Regions from separate parts of the Mus musculus genome. Here region 2 is linked to region 1. Evidence: chromatin contacts called from ENCODE Hi-C data. All regions are on one chromosome and are shown on one strand. The core of a region is the stretch at or near the end of the contact, and the rest is flanking DNA. Distances in the headings are between cores, read along the strand shown.

The links. Hi-C counts contacts between places; a loop is a spot of excess contacts on that map.
Region 2: a map of heart shows a loop between it and region 1 (2.0-fold over the local background). The contact joins the enhancer-like site here to the promoter of Ric8b in region 1. A Hi-C loop is called at or near these places in 4 of 37 maps with a recorded cell type or tissue (gastrocnemius, heart and left cerebral cortex).

Annotation. Positions count from the first base shown.
Region 1 is chr10:84,914,627-84,919,454 of GRCm38, reverse strand. It overlaps Ric8b (RIC8 guanine nucleotide exchange factor B), which reads right to left and starts at 1,842. Exons shown (of 10, transcript NM_183172.2): 1 at 1,630-1,842. The coding sequence starts at 1,713.
Region 2 is chr10:85,041,691-85,045,986 of GRCm38, reverse strand. No RefSeq gene overlaps it. Among named protein-coding and RNA genes, the nearest start is that of Gm34633, 40 kb to the right of the region's middle. Within about 2 kb of position 1,451, at least 1 of the 3 ENCODE cell types and tissues checked has a DNase peak (open chromatin) inside an H3K27ac peak, as active enhancers do; it is heart, where a contact is called at or near this core.

The sequences.
Region 1 (4,828 bases), core at 593-3,092:
TTGTAAATCAGCTTGAAGCTCCCCCATATCTTCTCTGGAAAGCAATAATAAATCAAGTTAAAAATAATACAATATACGCAGTATGTACACCTACGCATTAAATGAGTTTCTCCTAAATTAGGCAGATATGATCAACACTAAAGCCTATCAGGTGAAGGGGCTAAGACATGACTAGAGTACAGTCCGTGCATTCTACCTAAGAATGTATCACAGCAAAAAAAAGGCACTAGACTTAGAGTTGGAGAGCTAGACTCAACTCTCAGTCTTATTTTTCATTGGGTATGTGACTTTGGGAAGACATTATTATCCTGAGTGTTACTCTCTGTGAAATGAGGAATATCCTCCTCACTGTCCTCACTAGATTGCTGGGAAGATTAAGTGGGTATGAAGGTTCTTTTAAAACAAGAAGTATGTCTCTTCTGGAGGTATTTTCTACTAAGCGCAGAAATGGGCATACAGGCAGTTCACTGATACAAAATATATGAGAGCGGAGTAGTAGGCACAGAAGAGAAGGTCCACAGGGGCATACAGCCATGTTTCTTTCAGAGAGGGCTGATAAATAGGCAGGGGAAAGGAACAGTAAGGTACCTGTTAGGTATATGGTGTAACTTGGTGATGGATGGGTCTTCAGAGAAGAGAGTCATACAAGTCTCCCAAACAGCCTAAAGGTGTTAGGTAGGCTACTTATTAAAGCAAACATGAGAAACTGCTGAAAGGAAAAGGAAGATCTAATGGTACTTGGAGAGAGAGCTCCTCCAGAGATGAAAGTGGTATTAATAATAAGATACCGATCACTGTAGCAAAAGACCAGTGAATGGATAGTTTGAAAACCTAGGTGGGAAGGCTCTGGCTCCCAGGAATGACCTTGGGCTAGTTACTTAGCCCATCTGGAGGCTCCATTGCAAAACACAGATAATACCTCACAGGATTGCTGTCAAGATTAAATGAGATAATGAACAGAAAAGCTGTTAATGCGATACAAATAACAGGTATTATTAGGAGTTGGATTTTCTACCCACTTGCAACATATGTCCATGACCTTGGGGCGTGATTTCAGTTCTTTGCACCTCGGTTTCCTCATCTATGAAATGGGAAGGTTGATACCATCTACTTTATAAGCACTTGGAGGATATCAAAGGAGATCACATAAAAGACATCAATGCCTGGTAAACCATACAATGGTACAGGTACACAAAGACCTGCCATCGTTGCTGATATGTTTTGTGCATGACAAGGGCCGTGTTTATGCAGAGAAGCATGTATTTTCACACTATACAGGTGAGAAAGCCTCGCATGCATTTTATGCATCCAGGAACGGGGCACTGGGCAGCCGCGCATCTACAGATTCTGGGGGTGTGCCTTGCACGTTTAGGAAGAAGACCACAGGACAGGCTGCTGGGCCAGAAATCGGAGTGGGCATTATAGTGGAGGCAATGGGTAGATGCAGGATGAACGAGTGGGAAAGGCTGGGGGCACAAACACGCATGCCCAAGCCGGAAACGTTTTCGGGGGAGAGCAATGCGCATCCCCGGAATGAGGGGGATGGGGAGGATGCGAAGTGCAAGCCCCGAAGGCGGCCCGGGGGGAGGGGGGACAAGACAGCGAACGCCCGGGGCCAGAGTTCTTTACCTTGTCGCTGTAATCCCTCAGGACCCGCTCGATAGCCCCCGCCTCGCCGGCCCGGACGATGTAGAGGGCGCGCTCTTCATCCATGGCCGCAGGTGCGGGGGAGCCGCAGCCGCTGTGCGCGCCCCAGCCGCTGCCTCCCAGGTAAACGCCTCGCGCCCCCGCTACCTCGCTCCTTCCCAGCTTCCTTCCTTCCCTCCTTCCCTCCCTCCCTCCAGCCTCCAACCCGCCAGCCTCCGCCCGGGCAGGCCCTACGTCACCGCCCCTCAACTTTCACCCCGCGACGTCACCGCTCCCCCAGCAACCGGCGCCCGGAGGCCTCCCCTGACAAGGCCCGGGGCTTGGTGGAGGCCTGAGGAGCCACCAGAGACTGAGTCAGGCCCAGGCCCTGCCTACTCCCCTAGGTCTGCCAGCCTTGGGGAAGAGTTGGGCTTCGCAGCGGGCTTCCACGAGCAGAACTGTCTCTCCTAACACTCTATGAATCATTCCCCCATAGCGGACGAGAACTGGCGGGCTGTTCCCCGCCCATCTGCGAGCCTACCGCTTCTACACTACAATTCCCGACATGCAATGGGCTCATCCCACGCTGTCATCTGAGTTATTAGTGAACTGAATAGCATGCCGGAATTGGTAGTCATCCAGTGCAAAAGACTTCCCTCTTTCCAGAGGGCATGCTGGAAAATGTAGTTCCCTAAAGGCCGGAAACCAGAATCCTGCGACCGCTGGAGGCCAGAGGCGGAGGGACCCTTCGTTGGTGGGAGGGTCTAAACTGGGGTTTAACTGGGTTTTTTGTTTTTGGGTTTTTTTTTTTTTTTTTTTGGTTTTTATTTTTTTCTTTTTTCTGACCTGCACTTAGACGCGGCTGGTTGGACTTACTGACGATGGCGAAACGGCCGACCCTTGGTAGTGGCTGTCAGCGCCAGGTTGAGTTCCCTCTATGCTCAGTTAGCGGTTTCCGTCTCTGGAATGCTCACCCTCCTCACCCGGTTGCAGTCCTGTTATGCACTAGGCTACAGCAACATGGGAAATTGAACACAGTTCTTTGTGGAACCCTAAGGAATCACAACAGATAAAGAAATTTGGAGAGATCTATATATCTATATAGATATTATTTGGAGATAGATTATTAGATTATGTATATATAATTTTATATTATATGTATGTATATGTGTGTGTGTGTGTATGTACATATATACATATATATTTTATTTCTATTTTCCAGATGAAGAAATTGAAGCTCAGAATTAATGAGGCATACCTGGGATTTGAACCCAGGGAAATTAGCTCTGCACTTAGTAATTGAGAAAGTTGAGATTTGAATCCAGGTCGTTCCCAAAGATGTAAATATCACACAACCAGAGTATCCATGGAGTCAGTGGTGATGGAGGCACATATTCTCCAAGTGTTAGTTCTGTGCCAGCCACTTACATTTCATCTGGGTTCACTCAACATCTCAAAAAATTAAATATTTGAGAATTTGTGCATTGCTGGGCATTATCCAATACAGTGTGGATACAGTGGCTCCCAAAACAAGTCCCAACCTTACTGGGTGGTCTGTTCTTGTGGACATCACCATGAACAGCCCTGCTGTTCTTGTTTTAAAATGAGCAGTCTTGAAAATTTAAAATGCATAGTTTTTATATTAAGTTTGGACCTGGAGCCTGTTCTGCACTCCCAGGCTCTCTCATAGAGAATAGATGAATTCTGCAAGAAATTTCCAAGCGTTTTACCCTCAAGTAATCATCCTTGTTGCCTTCCCCGTGGGCCTCTTAAGCTTTGCTGAAGAGGAAGGAGAGATGTACAAGTGTTTACTCATCTTCTTGGGTTTCTGTTACCCTGTAGTAGATCTGGGGAGATTTAAACAGTGTAGACGCCGAGCCCATGGAGCTTGGATTTTCTGATGATTATACTTTTCATGAAGCCAGTATTTTATTGACCATGCAGCTGAACAGTCATTGAAGAGCAGGAGACGATTGTGGTTTTGTTTGTTGTTATTGAAACAGATGCTGAAGCCAATCAGTAAAGAGAGAGATTCGTTTGGTTCTGTCCATGGCTCCTTGGTGTTATTCCCTGTGACCAGAGTGTACCTCATGGCTCCCTGACAGGGCATAGTAGAAAAACCTGCTCACTCCATGGCAGCTGGAAGGCAAAGATCCAGGAAAGAGCGAGGGCCCGATATTCCCTCCAATAGCAATAGCACGCTGCTGTGGACCTAACTCTCTCTGCTTAAGTAAAGGTCTCACCACTTCCCAACAGTATCATGGATTGGGGACCAAGCCTTAAACAAATGGGCCCAGACATTCCAGATCCGAAGTATGTAAAAAGATGAATAATTTATCTGTAATAAATTAGGTCAGAAAGATTTTAATATGACTCTCAAAAGAGAATACTTCTAAGAAAGGTCCTGTAAACTACAACCCGAATATTAAAATATCTAGCAATTCTTTAGGTTTACAAAACATTTACTTCCCACTTTTAATAGGTTTAACAGTTTAAATAAGTCACTGAAACAACACCTAATGTACCATTGGCAAAGGCACTGTTTCCATTTTATAGAGAACAGGTCCAGATGAGTTAAGTAAAAAACTGGAACTCTAGCGAATCTGTCCAGTATTTCATGAAGTCCTACTTGGGTAATTCTTTATTTGGGTGTCATCTTAGAGTTTCTGTTGCTGCAAGGAAACACCAAGACCCAAAAGCAAGTTGGGGAGGAAAGGGTTTATTCAGCTTATACTTCCACATTGCTGCTCATCACCAAAGGAAGCCAGGACAAGAACCTGGAGTCAGGAGCTGATGCAGAGGTCATGAAGGGGTGCTGCTTGTGGCTTGCTTTATGCTCAGCCTGCTTATAAAACCCAGGACTACCAGCCCAGGGATGGCACCATCCACAATTGGACAGGACCTCCCCATTGATCACTAATTGAGAAAATGCCTTACCACTGGGTCTTACTGAGACATCTTTCTCAACTGAGGCTCCTTCCTCTCTGATGGCCCTTGCTTGTGTCAAGTTGACATAAAACCATCCAGTACAGTAGCCAAGGCCTCCTGAAGAGAATAAGTAGAAAGTATTCCAGTAAAGATATTTTTCTTTAAAAAATGAGGGCTCTTACACATCTTTGAAATGTCTGTTTAGCAGAAATAGGCTATATTTTTAGTCTCCAATTCTGTATTTCTAAAAAAGAAAACAAAATGTGGAGTTGAA
Region 2 (4,296 bases), core at 202-2,701, 130 kb before region 1:
AGGAAGCGGGGGCAACATTTGGAATGTAAATAAATAAAATAGTTTAATTTTAAAAAAAGAAATAGTTCCAGGTCAAATTGCATATGATTATTTAACTATTCTTCTTAATGTTCCCTAGCATTCTTTTTTAACGTGTTTCTTATTCGTTCTACCCAATACTGATTTTATTAAGGTATAGGTGCATGTATCCTGTGCTTTGACCATGGTCGTTCCCTCTCTTTCCTCCCTAGGGTTCCCATTCGCTCCTCAACTATCATGCCCTGTATATTATCTTCGTGACTACTTTTTTTCAGCGCATAAGTGTTTGTTTGTATATTTATTCCCGTTGCTCGGAATGTATTTAAGAGCTTAGAAGATGTGCACATATCCAGTGAAGTTAGTGTTCCTGCTGTCACCCCTCCACCGAGACCCGCTTGGAGTGCCTCAGAAAGATCTAGATGCTAATAAACCCAGGCAGACTGCTAGAGGGCAGTAGAAGCGCGTGCTGCTTTTAGTCCCCGACCAGCTCCGGATCAAGGCAGGCTCTTCCCTCCCATTTCAAAAGGGAAGGCCGAGACCCCTCCAGAAGGAAAGGCAGCAGCCATCAAGTTTACCTGACCAGTTACTCAAACAATCTAAAAGCAGAATTGCATGCAGATCACCTGCTTTTTAATGATTTAATATTTACGGCATTTTTTTTTTTACATATAGGTACATTGGAAATTTTTTTAATGTTTTGTGTAAAAGCTTTTTGTTTTGTTTTGTTTTTGTTTGTTTGTTTGTTTGGAAAATGACAATTCAAAAGAAGGAGGATGCAAATAAGTGTCTTTCTGTTTCCCACTCAGTTCTGCTGCTGGAGAGAAACTGCTCACCAAGTCCCAAGACCCAGAGATAGTTGAACTAAATGCAGGCTGACTTCTGGTGCCCTGTCTGCGGTGCAAGCGGGGGTGGGGAGCAGGCGGGCAGAATTCACGCACAGAATCTAGAGTAATGTGAACAAAAGCGTGAACGCTGTTGACCCCAGGCAAACGTCTCCATCACCCACCCACCCAGCCGTGCTCCCCAAAAGGAAATCTACAAAGGTTTCTACGCTCTGAAGTGCCCCCCCCTTCTTCTTCCTGTTGATTTAACAGATCCGAAACCCTACCAGCGGCACCCACAGTATCGATCTTGGTAAATCCTGCCTTCTGAAGCTGTCCCTGGTGTAATTAAATTACTGTAAATACAATTAGAAAGTCCCTCTAGGTGGTCTGTGTGACACTAGCCCCAAAGGAATTGTCTTGAAATATCTGAATCCAAAGTAAAGAGGAAAGTGGCGGAATCCCCTTAATCTTTGGGGCCAGTCCTTTGAGGATTTGTGGCTGTGAAATAACCGGAGGCTGGGGGGAGAGGGGGTTAGGCATAGCCAGCGGCACTTTCAGGAGACATTTTTTTCTGTACCCGGGCCTTCAGGGTCAGTGTGGGGGCTCCGGTCTCCACTGCCAGCTTCCTGCCCCCTCCCCTTGTCTTCTTTCCGAGGCCTGACCAGTGATTTGCAATTCGCTTTCATTCTGGCTGAGCAGGGTCCTGGCCAACTTCGCATCCAGCACTTGTGCACAGGGTTGGGAGCTGTTGCTATGTGGTCCACGTGTGTTGCTCAACAAGCTTAAACTTTGCCTAGCCCGTGCTAAACTAATTTGCGTCAATTTGTCTACATCATGCCAACAATCGTTCTGAATAGGGCATACAAGGCTGTTGAGAAAGGGCCTGGGACCAGATGCCGCCGGCCATTCTGCCGAGCCTCGAGATCTCTAGTTCTTCTCCATGGTTTCGTCATATCCTAGTGACAATGTTAGTTTTTCCACTGTGGAGTTAAAACTTTTTTTTTTTTTTAAACAAAAGACACTGCCTATACAACAGGCAATCCAACCGATTTTTTTTTTTTTGTAAGAAAGAAACTGTTGACACACTGTTTCCTAACAACCCCCTACCCTCAGTTTTAAAGAAGCAAAGAGTGTGAAGTTTTAAAGAAAACGTTTATGCAGCTGTGACCAGGTACTATACAAACTGTCCTTCTTTTAGACTAAAACTGTAAGCCTAAAAGCCGATTGCTTTTTACAGAAAGATAATTTTAAAATAAGAAAATAATTAGCACTTATGCCTACAGACAGTCAGACAATACAGGATAGCCAAAGCCGTTTGTAGTAAAAAGAGTTCTCGTGAAAGATTTGTTTTATTGTTTGAGGCAGGGTCTCACCCATAGCTCAGGCTGATCTGGAACTCACTGTATGTAGCCCATTTTGGCCTTGAAATCACTTTGATTCTCCTGCCTCAGACTCCCAGGTGTTGGAATTAGAGGCATGGACTATCACATTCAGCGCAAAAATAATATTTTTAGAGACTTACTTTCTTTTTAATTGCGTGTGTGGCTGTATCTGTGTGTGGGCATGCGCACGTGTGTGTAGGTTCCCTCGGGCGCTAGAGCAGGGCTTCAGACCCTCGGGAGCTGGAGTCACAGAGGTCGTGAGTTCATCAACAAGGCTGCTGGAAAACAAACCCTGCCTCTCTGCAAGAGCTGTTTGAACTCTTAACTCCTGAGCCAGCTCTTTTTTTTTTTTAATTTATTTTATTTTTATTATATGTAAGTACACTGTAGCTGTCTTCAGACACTCCAGAAGAGGGAGTCAGATCTCATTAAGGATGGTTGTGAGCCACCATGTGGTTGCTGGGATTTGAACTCAGGACCTTCGGAAGAGCAGTTGGGTGCTCTTACCCACTGAGCCATCTCTCCAGCCCCAAGCCAGCTCTTAAAACCCAGGAATACTTCTTTCTACATAGCCACGGCTGTCCTGCAACACACTGTAGACGAGGCTGGCCTTGAACTCACAGAGATCCACCTACCTCTGCCTCTGGAGTGCTGAGACTAAAGACCCAATGGCCCCCAAGAAACGCTTTTAATGTAGAAGAACTTTCTGTTCGTTGTTTTTTTTAAGCTTAGCCTACAATGCCTCTCCTTGCGTTACCACCCTGTCACACACACACACACACACACACACACACTATGAATCTAAAATATTTCCTTAGAAAATTGATAAATGTTCAAGTGCATTTAATTTAATGAGTGATTATTGAGCAACTACTATGCACCCAACACTTTTTGAAACCCCAGCCGGCAGCTGCTCCTTCTTTCTTTCACAGTGACCACCAGTAGTGCTGTGAATCCAAGCTGTGGCCAGCTCCACAGGGCCACCCTTCAGGCCTCAGACATGCATTGTCATGACAGGTTAGGATTGGGGAAGGGACTGCACAGACCCTAGAGCAGAGCATGCAGTACTCTGGACTCCCTGGGGTCCTGAGGAACATGCCTCTTCAATCCTGTGTATTCCTGCCTTCTGGGCAGGGACTGCAAAGGGATTCCTTCTACCTGGGCCAGGGTAAGTGGAGCTGGCTTGTGGCTTGGCTAAGCATAGCAGGTTAGAGAATATAAGGGATCTTGGAGCTGCCATGGGAGCAATGGTGGGCTCCAGCAAGCCTGTGAGGTGATAAAAAGTAGGACGCAGACACTGCATAGCCTTACCCAGCCTCTGCCAGGCACCTGCAGGCCAGAGTTGTTTTGTGTTTTTGTTGTTGTTGTTTTGCTTTGCTTTGCTTTGCTTTGCTTTGGCAGGTGAGCAGAAGTGAAGAGAACAGGGCTTCCAGAATGACATGAGCTGACATCTGGGGAGACACAGGACATGGGGCAGGGGCACAAGCCACAGTGTATGGTCTCAGTGTGTGTGAACCCGCCAGCAAGTGACAGGAGAGACTTCGTGCTGAAGTGCTGCTTTGCAGCCCTATGTCCAGAGTTTGGTATGTTCCAGGCACTGTGAATGAGACTGGGCAATGTTCTGCACCAGATGGAGAGTGGGCTCTTTTCACAGGGTGGCCACTGAAGTCTAGTGAAGGGGCCTACCTTCACTACCTGGGAGCTTGGCAGAGCTGGGCATGGAGCCTGAATGGTGGCTCTGTGGGGCAGCAAGGACAGTGTCCCCACAAAGCAGACTGTACAGCCTGGAAGTCACAATGTTCCTCTCTTGGGGATGACCCACCACACCTACAACTCCTGAGGCCCCAGATCTGCAGCTCAAAGATCACATTTTCCAAAACAGACTGGGTAGGGAGCCTCATGTAGGGAGTGTGTTTTAGATACCCAAGTAGTACCATGTTCAGGACAATTCCATGGCTTCAGTAAGCTGCAGGGGGATTATGGTGATGGGGATTGTCTGGAAATCTGAGAGTAAACATCAAAGTGTGCTTTCCATTTATGTATGCTTTCTCTGTATTTGGTTGTTTTACAGA